4 separate regions of the Homo sapiens genome follow, and regions 1, 3 and 4 are each linked to region 2. The links are chromatin contacts, found by Hi-C or POLR2A ChIA-PET in ENCODE. All regions are on one chromosome and are shown on one strand. Each heading gives the region's core, a stretch centred on a gene start or an enhancer-like site at or near the end of the contact. The rest is flanking DNA. Distances are from core to core; before and after follow the strand shown. Region 1 overlaps LRRC8D (leucine rich repeat containing 8 VRAC subunit D). Region 2 holds the start of GTF2B (general transcription factor IIB). Region 3 holds the start of LRRC8B (leucine rich repeat containing 8 VRAC subunit B). Region 4 has its middle 25 kb from the start of LRRC8C-DT.

Evidence for each region. A loop is a pair of places that touch in the nucleus more often than their neighbours do. ChIA-PET counts read pairs that join two places held with the same protein, here RNA polymerase II (POLR2A). Pooled maps may share reads with other maps.
Region 1: a loop to region 2 is called in a map of B cell, with 7 times the contacts of the local background. The contact joins the enhancer-like site here to the promoter of GTF2B in region 2. A Hi-C loop is called at or near these places in 3 of 168 maps with a recorded cell type or tissue (B cell, CD8-positive, alpha-beta T cell and naive thymus-derived CD4-positive, alpha-beta T cell) and 6 of 50 pooled maps.
Region 3: a loop to region 2 is called in a map of CD8-positive, alpha-beta T cell, with 24 times the contacts of the local background. The contact joins the promoter of LRRC8B here to the promoter of GTF2B in region 2. A Hi-C loop is called at or near these places in 4 of 168 maps with a recorded cell type or tissue (B cell, CD8-positive, alpha-beta T cell, HepG2 and 1 more) and 12 of 50 pooled maps. POLR2A ChIA-PET finds 5 or more read pairs at or near these places in 1 of 52 experiments (activated CD4-positive, alpha-beta T cell).
Region 4: a map of naive thymus-derived CD4-positive, alpha-beta T cell shows a loop between it and region 2 (10-fold over the local background). The contact joins the enhancer-like site here to the promoter of GTF2B in region 2. A Hi-C loop is called at or near these places in 2 of 168 maps with a recorded cell type or tissue (both naive thymus-derived CD4-positive, alpha-beta T cell) and 7 of 50 pooled maps. POLR2A ChIA-PET finds 5 or more read pairs at or near these places in 2 of 52 experiments (CD4-positive, alpha-beta T cell and T-cell).

The regions. Positions count from the first base shown.
Region 1 is chr1:89,841,917-89,844,743 of GRCh38, forward strand. LRRC8D (leucine rich repeat containing 8 VRAC subunit D) reads left to right here. Exons shown (of 3, transcript NM_001134479.2): 2 at 1,722-1,866. Among named protein-coding and RNA genes, the nearest start is that of LRRC8D-DT, 22 kb to the left of the region's middle. RefSeq lists silencers at 654-948, 1,472-1,691. Within about 2 kb of position 1,460, at least 37 of the 41 ENCODE cell types and tissues checked have a DNase peak (open chromatin) inside an H3K27ac peak, as active enhancers do; they include B cell and CD8-positive, alpha-beta T cell, where a contact is called at or near this core.
Region 2 is chr1:88,890,163-88,892,862 of GRCh38, forward strand. GTF2B (general transcription factor IIB) reads right to left here and starts at 1,405. Exons shown (of 7, transcript NM_001514.6): 1 at 1,321-1,405. The coding sequence starts at 1,337. RefSeq lists an enhancer at 1,581-1,690.
Region 3 is chr1:89,523,342-89,526,263 of GRCh38, forward strand. It overlaps LRRC8B (leucine rich repeat containing 8 VRAC subunit B), which reads left to right and starts at 1,488. Exons shown (of 6, transcript NM_001369817.2): 1 at 1,488-1,681. RefSeq lists a silencer at 1,352-1,811 and an enhancer at 2,513-2,922.
Region 4 is chr1:89,606,775-89,609,727 of GRCh38, forward strand. No RefSeq gene overlaps it. Among named protein-coding and RNA genes, the nearest start is that of LRRC8C-DT, 25 kb to the right of the region's middle. Within about 2 kb of position 1,642, at least 12 of the 41 ENCODE cell types and tissues checked have a DNase peak (open chromatin) inside an H3K27ac peak, as active enhancers do; they include CD4-positive, alpha-beta T cell, where a contact is called at or near this core.

The DNA of each region.
Region 1 (2,827 bases), core at 210-2,709, 950 kb after region 2:
AATTCATGATCATTGGCCAGGAGTGGTGGTTTACGCCTGTAATCCCAGCACTTTGGGAGGCTGAGGCGGGTGGATCATGAGGTCAGGAGATCGAGATCATCCTGGCCAACATTGTGAAACCTCATCTGTACTAAAAATACAAAAAAATTAGCTGGGCATGGTGGCGTGTGCCTGTAGTTTAAGCTTCTCGGGAGGCTGAGGCAGGAGAATCGTTTGAACCCGAGAGGCGGAGGTTGCAGTGAGCCGAGATCACGCCACTGCACTCCAGCCTGGGCGACAGAGCGAGACTCTGTCTCAGAAAAAAAAAAAAAAAAAAGAATTTGTGATCATTGTAGGAATTCGCAGTGTAGGGGAAATGGTACAGATTTTATAATCAGGAAAGACCTGTATTCAGTTCTCCATTTGACCACTTTCTGCCAGAGCCATGGGAACAGTTTTTTAATTTCTCTGACCCTGTTTCCTCACTTGGGAATATGACTTTTGCAGATCTGTTGGAAAATATTAAGGCCAAGAGGGATTTAAAATGAGATGTTGTCTAGCACTGAGTAGGAGCTTAATATCTATCCGTTCCTTTCTGCTTCAGTCAAAACTGAGCTTCATATGTAGAATGATTATTGTTTGTATTACATTCTCCATTTTGAGTATGGAACCATGAATGCCAACAGCTTGATAATAAAAGGAGCCGTTTGTCAAGAGACAGTCCTGTAAGCGCTTTTTAACCTGGTAGACTGTGCATGTAAGGGCAGGCAGGTTACAAATGCGAATCCCCATAGCCAGCACACTCTACATACAGCAGATTCTTAAGCCATCTGTGTACTCTTTTTAACACTGTACTGAAGTCCACTTAAGTCAGAGTTCAACAAAATGAATGAATGTAATCCCAGGACTATGGAACTTCTCTGTGATTACATAGCACAGAGAACTACGGAATCATTTTCTGGAAGAATGCACCATGCGATTATGCTCCATGTGGAATTGGTATATATAAATGTTGGTAGACTGTGAGGATGAGGTTGACAGGTTGATCTGAGTAGAGACCCTAGGAGGAACCGAGGATACTATGTAGTTTTGTTGTTGTTACTGTTTTGCAGTTCCTGGCTGCTCTGTGTTGGCAGCTGTGTGCACGCTTTCTCTTTTGAGCCAGCGAGGCACAAGACAAGTAATTTCCCATCTTGAATCTCTCACAGCTGCTGAGCTGTAGTGGATATACTGGGATGTGGCTATGAACTTTAAAAATTTGCATAAATCCAGCCCCTACTCCCCTGCAAAGGCTCAGTCTTGTCTTTACACCTTCCCCGAGGTAATTATTTTCTGGGGGGTAGGGGTGGGGGTTGGGAGGGTGAAGAAAGGAAGAAAAAGAAGGCCGATCACACTGGGCACCGGCGGAGGAAGCGTGGAGTCCATTGATCTAGGTACTTGTGGGGAGGGGAGAACCCGAGCAGCAGCTGCAAACGGAAGGGCTGTGAGCGAGCGGGCGGGCGGGTGGCTGGCAGCGAGGCCACCAGCAGGGGGGGCCCGGGCCGAGGCCGCGCCACCTCGGCACCACGCGGGCAGCCGGTGCGGCGGGGTCGCCACGGCCAGGGGAGCGCTGGGTGCCCACCATGGCAGTTATGCAAGCGGTGACCCCCTGGTCTTGCCTCCCCGCCGCCCTGCACTCCTTCCTCCCCGCTGCCGACACTTGGATCTCTCTAGCTCTTTCTCTCCCCTGTGTTTTCAAACAGGAAGTGCACGGCTGTCTATAACGTGCTGCCGGGTCTCAGGATGGAGGAGTGAAGTCTCCTGTCGCCGTGGTTCCAGCCTCCGGAGCTCGCCCAAGCCGCGTCCCCAGAGAGCGCCCTGAGAGAACAGGGTGGCCGCTTGGTCCAGGTGCGCGGGGTCGGGTCTGGGTCCAGGGAGCGGGTCGGGAAGTCTGCGGCACGGAGCACTGCTAGTGTCGGATCTGCATCTCCAGCTCTGTGCTGCAGCTTCACTTGCCCGCCCCCCACCACTGGCTTCTCACCCGGGGTCTCTGCCAAACTCTGGCTGCTGCCGCCCTGGGTTCGGGCCGGCGGAAGGCCCTGGGCGTGCGCTGCGGAGCCGCCTGCGAGGACTCCACTAGGGCGCTTTCCAGGCTGGACTGCCCCGGGCTGCGCTGGAGCTGCCAGTGCTCGGGGAGTCTTCCTGGAGTCCCCAGCTGCCCTCTCCACCCTCTCCTCCAGCTGCTGCTGCCTGAAGCAGCAGCTCTTTGTTCCTCCCTTACTGGTCTGGGGTCATACACATAAATGTCCTGGGAGGCAGGGTGGTGGGAGGGTAAGGGGTTGGGACGTAGGGAAGAGGAAGAAGATGAGTTGTGGGTGAAGTGTAAGGTGGACAGGAGAAAAGAATCTTAGTGTCCATGCTCAGAAATCAGCTCTTCAGCTGCTGAAACAGAGGACCCCGGTTCCTTGGTTTCTGTTTTGGGAAAGCCAGGCCATGCCAAACAGAGGGAATTAATGATGCAGGCACACACCGGAAAGGTAGGGACCAGGAATGAGGCACAGCAGCGAGTTCTGAGATGTTTAGTCTGGTGTCTGGCTTGTTAACTCCACTGTGGTTTCTGAGCCAGGCCTCCTCGCTGAGACAGAAGGTACTTTAACATATGAGCCAGGCATCTTTATTAATTCCATTTGTCATCAAAGTAAAATTGAGAGTGACTTTTCTCAAATTCACCAGGTAGATTATACTTTCACTTCCACATCGTGTTCCATCTCAAATGTTCATAGGAGAATAAAACACTAGGGTTGGTTTTATGCTACAGACGTTTTGCATCTTTATTTCCCTGGCAGGTCCAATCTTTCTCCAGAATAAC
Region 2 (2,700 bases), core at 155-2,654:
AAAAAAAAGCCATGGTAGAATTTTAAGTCGTATTTGAGTGATCTGGGGAGCCCAAGTTTTCCATTTACCTACAAGGAGGCCTTACCCGACAGAACAACACCCAGATAGAATGACTGAGCATCCAATCCAAGAATCAGAATCAGTAAACAAGAGTGTCACTGGCTTTATGAGTTCTGTTCAAACAGTATATTAGCTAAAGCTGCCTCCCACCCCAAATTCCTTTTCTAATCATAAAATGTAAGTCTTGGCAGTTACCAGAAAAGGCTATTTTGTAAAAATGGCTTTCACTGTGAAATTAACCAATTCCACAGATGATAGCAGGGTCAGAAAAATAGTGCCAGAGTTCCAGAAGCTGTAGAATTAATTTGATACTTTCAACACAGGATTAGTTAACCAAAGGCCAGGTGTGGATAACAGGAAACAGGTTGTCTTAGACTCTACACTCTAACACGACTCTTGGAAAAGTCAACATTGGCATGACTCAGTTTACACTTATGCAAAAATACTAATATCTACCTCACAGTGGTAATGAGAGACATAATTAGGGTCTGCAAGCATTTTTCAGGTCACAAGATTAAAGGCTGTTTCTGAGGGTACTGCATGCATTTCCTGTAGATATGAGTACACTGCATTCTTAAATATATACTAAAAAGCGACCTCCCAGCACATATAACTAATTTTCTTTGGCAAGATTTTCTTCAGAAGTACACAGGCAACGATATTTGTAAACAAATCCTTTAGCAGGGAACTAATCAACTCTTCCGATGGCTCTAGCTTCCACTTCCGAGGCCCGCTGTGATGGTAACCAACCAGGTTCCATCTGGCTTACCAATGCTGACGTTCCCAACTTCCTAGCTGTCAGATCGATAGGAACCTGAAACTAACTGTTTCCCGTTCCTTTGAAAAGGAGAAATTACGGACCCTCGGGTTGTTTGGGCCGTAGATGAAAAAAACAAGCGGGGGGGGGGGCGCGGGGGAGGAGAGGAGGGAGGGTGGGAAGAAGAGAAAATAAAGGGAGATTGAAATATTGGGAAAAGATACGAGGGCAAGGACTGGGGACACAGTAGCCCACCAGGACCCACATAGGGTGATATCTACATAAGACTCCAGGGCAATAACGTCAACAGCTCGGTAACCCCTGCGACACCCTGACAGTCCTGCCGTCTGGAAGTGCCTTTGTCCCGGCCCGTCGGCCAGTCCCGCCGCTTCTCTCCCATACCCCTAGGCGCTCAGCCCTACGAGGCTGCCCGGAGGCCGCCTAAAAGCCGGCGGCGCTCGCGCCCGCCCCTCAGCTCGCCGGGCTCGGCGGGACATACTAACCGGCTGGTAGACGCCATCTTCACGGCGACTGCGGTGCCCGCAACAAGACACAACAGACACACCGAAAGCAGGAAGCGAATGTGGCGAAGAGACGCGCAGAGATGAGTTTTTATAGACGACTCACCCACGCAGTCGTAGCAGAGCAGGGCTACGGGTCGGGAGAAGGGCCAAGAACAGTGAGATCCCATACGTCACGTGCTTTGCGATTTCTTACGTTCTTACTCCGTTTCTGTAATTTGCTATGTTGCTAAGCGAGTCAACGTAACTACCTAGGAAAAGTCTCATGGGAACCCTGCAAAGGGGCTACAACAGAGCTACTCTCAATCTGACAGTTAAAACACAAAGAAAACCCTGGCTTCGTAGTGGTGCCAAAGCCTGCATCCCTAATAGTTTAACCACCCCTTCCTCTCCCACCTTCTCACGGCTACCTTCTCACGGCCACCACCTACCCCGCCCCCAGCCCCCCACCCCGCGTCAGGCACTCCCATTTGAGCCAGTTCTTACGTGCCCCAAGGGTGATTCTTTCTAAGAAATTTGAAATAAAAGGAGAAACTCACTTAGGTCATCCAGAACAGGTGTCTGTTCAGGATCTGTCATCAGCTAGCATGTTGTCTTCTTAGGCACGTCCTTTATACAGGTCATGTAAGTTTATATAGGTTATGGTATCTTGCCTTGCATACCCTTTTAGAATTGGCAGAAGATGAAACAAAACTACGTGAAACCAATGTGTACACAAGAGGCACGACGATATGGGCCATGCTCTGATCATTTTTTTTTCACGGCCTTTGTAACGTTGGCTGATAGCTACATATAGAAAACTTGCGAGAACATCTAGATATTGCAAAATATCCCTAGATTTATTAATTAGCCAAACTAACGTCAAAATTGTAATACCACTATTACTAACAACAATAACAGTTACCGGTGGAGAGTATTCACGTTCTTGGCGTTTTGAACAAAGAACTGGACACAACGCACAAACTAAGGAAAGAATGAAGGAATAAAGGCAGAGATTTATTGAAAACGAAAAGGTAATACCAGCTCAAGACTCCTTTTGCAGAATTTTCGGGGGTTTAAATACCCTCTAGAGGTTTCCCATTGGTTACATGGTGTACACCCTATGTAAATGAAGTAGTGGCTCCACAATCAGTCTGATTGGTTGTGGAAAGCAACCAATCAGAGGCTAAAGTGAAGTTACAAAGTTACACTCCTATGCAAGCGTCTGATTGGTTGCAGAAAGCAACGAATCAGAGATACTTTCAATTTCACATCTGCCACACGGCTAAAGTGTGTGTGTGTGTGTGTGTGTGTGTGTGTGTGGTTGTGTAGTGGGGAGGGGGTTGCAAAGGGAGTAACGTCTGGTTCTTTTGTTACTTAGGT
Region 3 (2,922 bases), core at 238-2,737, 630 kb after region 2:
CTCCTGTAAGGATCAAACCTAAATTTAAATTAGACTTGTAGATCTGTGCATACCCAGTGTCTCACACATATAAACTCAATAAAAATTTATCGAATGACCAAGTGAAGAAATGTTCTTTCAGCTTTTCCTTCAAGACTCAGAAAAAAGATATCTGCAGTTCCAGAATGGACTGAGTGAACAAGAAAAGAACAGATCAGTGACACAAAGACAGCCTTCTTTTTCCCTTTCAGGGTGACTCAAATTGTAGTCCTCATCTGAACAGTCTGAGACACAACTCTTGTCTCATATTAACTCGATAGGGCATTTGCTATACTCCCATTTACACAAACTGCTCAGATGCCCCAAATGCTGAGTCTGTTCGTCTTCATTTTATTCCTTTGGGAGATGCCGGTACAAACTTGTTTTTTCTTTCTTTTTTTAAATGGAGATGTGACCACCATAGCAACTAAAAGACATAAATCTTGCCTAATTGAATCAGTGTGCTCAAGATAATAGCCAGGGCAGAGACTGAGTTAAAACTGGGGTAAGGGTGAGAGTGGGGAAATGGATGAGGATGATAAAAATATTTATGTCCCTAGAATTTGTGGGTTTGGATTAATTCTGTTTCGTAAGGAATATTGTTGGCCTTCAAATGCAGTGCCACTTGGGAGAGAAGCAAGCGGGCAGTAGTTGAGGTGTCTCTGCAGTTGAATCGCAGTGAAAGGCAGGTTATGAGTATAGGGACCGCCCCTCGGCCATGTGGTCCCCTCCCTATCCTGAGGATAACGACATTTGAGAGAAGCCAATGGTATTGGAAGGCCAGAATCGAACTTAAGCCGCTTAGTTGGTACAACTGTAAACCCTCCCTCACAGAGGCTGGGCCCTGCAATCTTTCTAAGCAGGGTAAAGAAAAGTAAGGGGACTTCCTTTTCGAAGAGGAGGTTCCCGCGTGCTGCACCCGACCTTTCCCTCAGGGCCCAACACGCGTTATATAAATGCCAAGTTACTCAGGGACGCACACGTGAGAAGGCTGGGGCCCGACACACGCGGTGTAGTGCCGAAGTCACCGGTGTGGCGCGCCTGGGGGACACGCCGAAGCCCATTTCCCTCCCGCTTCTGGAAAGCAGTCCCCGCTCTTTCCAGCTGCTCCGCGGGGCGTATGGCTGTGCGCTACCTCCTGCGGACCCCAGGCTGGGCGAGGGGGCAGCGATGGCCACATGGCGCGCTCGGGGAGATGGCAGCTGCGCTTTGTTTCCAGCAGTGATAGGTGAGTCACTGGCTCCCGCAGCCCCAGAGCTGGGCAAACACTCAGGCCCAGGCAGCTGAAAAATTCACAGCAGGAGCAGCTACCGAAGCGACTGCAGCCTCTTCCTCCTCTTCCTCCTCCTCCTCCTCCTCCGCCACTGCTACCGCCACCACCGTGGTAGCCGCCTCCGCGCCCTGCCTCCGCCCCGTCCCCTCCTCCTCCACCCGCGAACTTAGTCAGCGGTTCGCGCCGCCGAGCGCCCATTGGCCAGCGGAACGCGTCGCGTCACAATGGAGCCGGTCGGAGGCGGCGAGCCGGACAGCGCCGGGGCTTCCCGCTGAGCCCGCAGCCTCCGGCAGCCGGGAAAGTGCGGGCGCGGGGCCGCAGCCTGCCCGCCCGGAGCGGCCCAGGAGCACGCCGCGGGGAGCGCGGGCGTCCGGGGCTGGAGTCGCGCAGGTAGGTCGGAGCGTGACACCCCGGTTCCAGGAGGGCGAGCCGCGCCGACCGAGGTGGTGGAGGAGGAGGACCGGATACGGGGACGCAGCAGGTGGGGCTGGCCGAACAGGTGCGGTTACCTGTTCACGCCTCACCTGCGAGCCAGGCTGCGGGCCGGTAGCGCGGCTGCAGAGACGAGTGGCCGCTTCGTTGTGCTCCCTGCCTTCGGGAGAGACGGAGTCCCACGCTGAGAGGACCTCTCCTGTGTGCTGGGGTCATTTGGAGCAAGAGGTGTGGGCGGTCGCGCCGAGACGGTCACCTCTCTTTCCCCCGGGAGTCTCGGCGTTGCACCTGAGCGTGAGTCCTCGGGGCGGGGCGGGAAAGGGGTTCCGCTTTCCCAGGCTGGCGTCTCGCTCCAGATGAGCGCAACTCCCCTGAGGGTGCCCCCATTTGGTCGCTCTGTTTTGCCCCCTGCGCTGGCGCTGTTGGGAACTATTTTATGCTCTTGGGAACTATTTTATGCTGTTGGATACGCGTTGGTTGCCTATAATTTGGTGGTGGTGTTGGGCGTTGATTTGTTTGAGAAAGAAAGGGCAAGCGTTACCAATTTAAGAAGAAGACTCAAGAGTTTCCCCTGAGCTTAGTTGAGCAGGTGCTGAGAGGTCAGAAGGGAGGAGGCTCAGTATTGGCTCATTAATCTGTGTGCTCAACTGACTTCCTAAAGTCCATAGATTGCCTTTAGTTAGATGACATTTGTGGAAAACTTTTTTTTTCTTTGTGGTCAAAAAGACACCCCTCTAAAAGAACAAAACCGACATGTGAACTTCCTTGAATAAATTCACTTCGCCTAAAGACTTCAAACAAACAAACAAAAAAACACTCCACTGGTAAAAGATAACAGTATGAACATTTTAAATTGTAGATATATAGCCAAATTAAAACAGGCAATTTGTTCAGCGTATATTAAGAAGACATTACGTAGCATGATTTTTATTAAAAGACAACCTATTTGCAAATGATATAGTAGTCTTTGCAGAACACCCCAGAAATCTTAAAACAGATTTATCTTTATCAGATGGTTCTGTCCCCTAAACCTAGGTGTAGGAGTGAGGATGGAAAAGAAGTCAAACTGCAGTGTAATTTTTTAAACAATTCCAGTACCCTCTATGTGTACAGGCTACACCTCCTGAGAACCCCAAATGCTCTTTGTTTTGTTTCTTTGTTTTGTTTTGAGACGGAGTCTCACTCTGTCGCCCAGGCTG
Region 4 (2,953 bases), core at 392-2,891, 720 kb after region 2:
AGGGTATTCCCCTCCCAACTGTGTTAAGTTTGATGGCAGAATATCACTAGCCCTCATGGGGCCTCAGTTTCCTCTTCAGTAAATGAGGATAGTTGGGCTAAGTGACTCTAAGGCCACTTTTAGGCTCTGAGATGCTATGATTCTCTGTAGAATACAAATGGACTTTCTAACCTGGAAGTCAGCTTGGTCAAAACATGAGCGTACTTGTGTATTGGGCCTGAAAATCCTTCTCAGGTGTTGCAGTCATGATTCCAATACACACAAAAAGCTGGGAACTATTATCTTAGAGGTCTAATCATTTGTCCCAAATGAGTATTCAAATACACTCAGGCATCTAAGTTTTCTGAACTCATAGAAAGTTCCTGTTTATCCGAAGTCTACTTAAGTCACAGCAAAGTTTCCACTCATTCTCCAGGCTTTCCATGTTATTCCAAATCACACTGAAATAAAGTTCAGTATTGCATTACCCACACCTATGGCACCCAACCCCCAGGCCCCCACCACCTCACCCCATCACACAAGTCTCAATCAAGCATACATGCACTTCTCTGACACTAGGCTGAATCTTAGGGTGGAACACATCTGAAAATGTCTGTGTGGTTCAGAATGAACTCTGAAAAAGTTTCCGCCCATACCATTGAATAACATCCTGTTGTTTTGGCTTTTTTTTTTCTATCAAATCTGTGCAATAATGCCTTTGATTTGGCTTTCATTTACAATGATCTGCCTGATACCATTTCTCTGAAACATTCGGAACCAGATACAATCTTATTATAGTCAGCTACATAAAGTGGACCTTTCAGAGCATAAAGAAACATCTGTCCTCCATCTGTTGTGCCTGAAAAATAGGACTTTCAATAGAGCACTTTGTAGGGCACTAGTGCTTTTAATGGGCAAGAAATCCATTTCTGACTAAAATCTCAATAAATATATCTAAAAGAATATTTTCATCTTACAAACTGTCTTTCAAAGAGCACTTCAAAGGCCACTCTAGCAAAGTGGCATATTAAGAACATCGTCTCTAGACTCAGCCAAACCTGGTTCAAATACTTGCTTTGTGGATATACTGGCTGTGTGATCTTGGAAAGTTATTTAACCCTGATAATTTTAAGTTTTCTCGGGGATGTAAAATAGAATGCTAGCATCTACCCTGAGAGATAATATTTTTAAAGAGACTGGCACATGGTACAGCACCAAATACACATCAGCTGCTGTTCCTGTTTTGTTATTGCTGCTAATACTAGGAGCGGAATGGCCTGATTCCTGATGCAGCTGAATGAACACGGGATTTGGAATCAGAAAACCTGATTTTGCACTCTACCATTGCCACTGACTAGTCAGATGACCCTGGGGAAATCACTGAATGCTTCTCAACTTAGCTTCTTCATCTGCAAAACAGGGAAAATAAAAATAGCTATCTCACAGATAACAACTGTGAGGTTCAGATAAGGTGATTTACGTGAATTTCCTTTGCTAACTTCTAAACTCTGTACATATGAGTTCCTTGGTGATTGTTAGTGTTATGGGCTGAATGTTTGTGTCTTCCCCTAGAATTTATACATTGAATCTCTAACCCACAATGTGATGGTATTAGGAGGTGGGGTTTTGAGGGGTAGTTAGGTTTAGATGAGGTCACGAGGGTGGAGCCCCGTGTTAGAATTAGTATCCTTACAAGAAGTGACTAACAGCTCGCTCTTTGTCTGTGTGTGTCATGTGAGGACACAGCAAAAACTCAGCCGCCTACAAGCCAGGAAGAGGGCCCCCACCAAGAACTGAATCTGCCAACACCTTGATCTTGGACTTCCTAGCCTCTGGAACTGTGAGAAACAAAGTGTCTGTTGCTTAAGCCACCCAGTCTAGGATACTTGTTATCACAGCTCAAACTGACTAAGACCGTTAGTAACAACACCAGAACTGAAGAATGTATCAAATTTTCTTATTCAGAAATTTTTATTTACAAAAACCTTAGTGACGTGCTTAAGTAATTGTAGCTGATTTCCACTTAGTCACGGAAGTGAGGACTCTTTGCAGGGACTAAGGTAGCATCAGGTGCAGAACGTCTGCCTTTCCCAACAAAACTTTGTCATCACTGTGTACTCACCTTAGACCTGGTCTCTGTGAATGTTTAAAATGTGACCTTTCTGTTGGTGATGGGTCAGGAAAAAATAAGAAATTAAGAAAAATTTTAAAAACGTGTCCTGGTCTATTGCCAATGTATCTGAAGAGGTAGTGTTACGGGATCTTTGGGGTGTCACTTTTCTGGCCGGAAACCTCTGTGGCTGGTGGTGCCTTTGTCTGAGTTTTGCTCGGCCCGCTAGGCTTGTTCCACCCACTCAGCCTGGCAGGCTGCACTCAGCTCACGATACCGGTCTGGATCCCATGCCCCTAAGGGAGACTGCGAGTCAGGCGTGGAGTGGCAAGGGATGTGTAAGCGAGCATGGGGTCTGGCCACTGCGCAGTCAGACATGCCGGCTGCTACCACAGGGCGGGCAGCTCCACGTGCCAGCACAGGCACTGGTTCTCTGTGAGGCTGCAGCTGGACCAGGTGCACCACGAGCAGCTTCCTTGGCTGGCACCAGGGAATGTAGTGGCACCCAGAAACTTGGAAACATCAGGAACTGCAGAGCCCCAAAGAGGGAGTCAAAGCCCTGGCTCTAGGAGCTCCCAGGTCTGGGCTTCCCGAAGGGTCACAGCTCTTCTCTCCTTTTCACCCACAACGTGGCGAGCAAGGGGCATGTTTCAGCCCTGTTGGGGTTATAGATCTTTTAGCTTCGCCATTGGGCAGGCCCTGAGTTCTTGACCTGCGACCAGGAAGAATGAGGTGCACAGACAAGTGGAGGGTGAGCAAGACAAAGAGGAGCTTTTTTGAGCGATAGAACAGCTCAGAGGAGACCTGCAGTGGGTATCTCAGCCAGTGTTCAGCTCTCATCAGAGAGGGTAGCTCCTCTCTGCT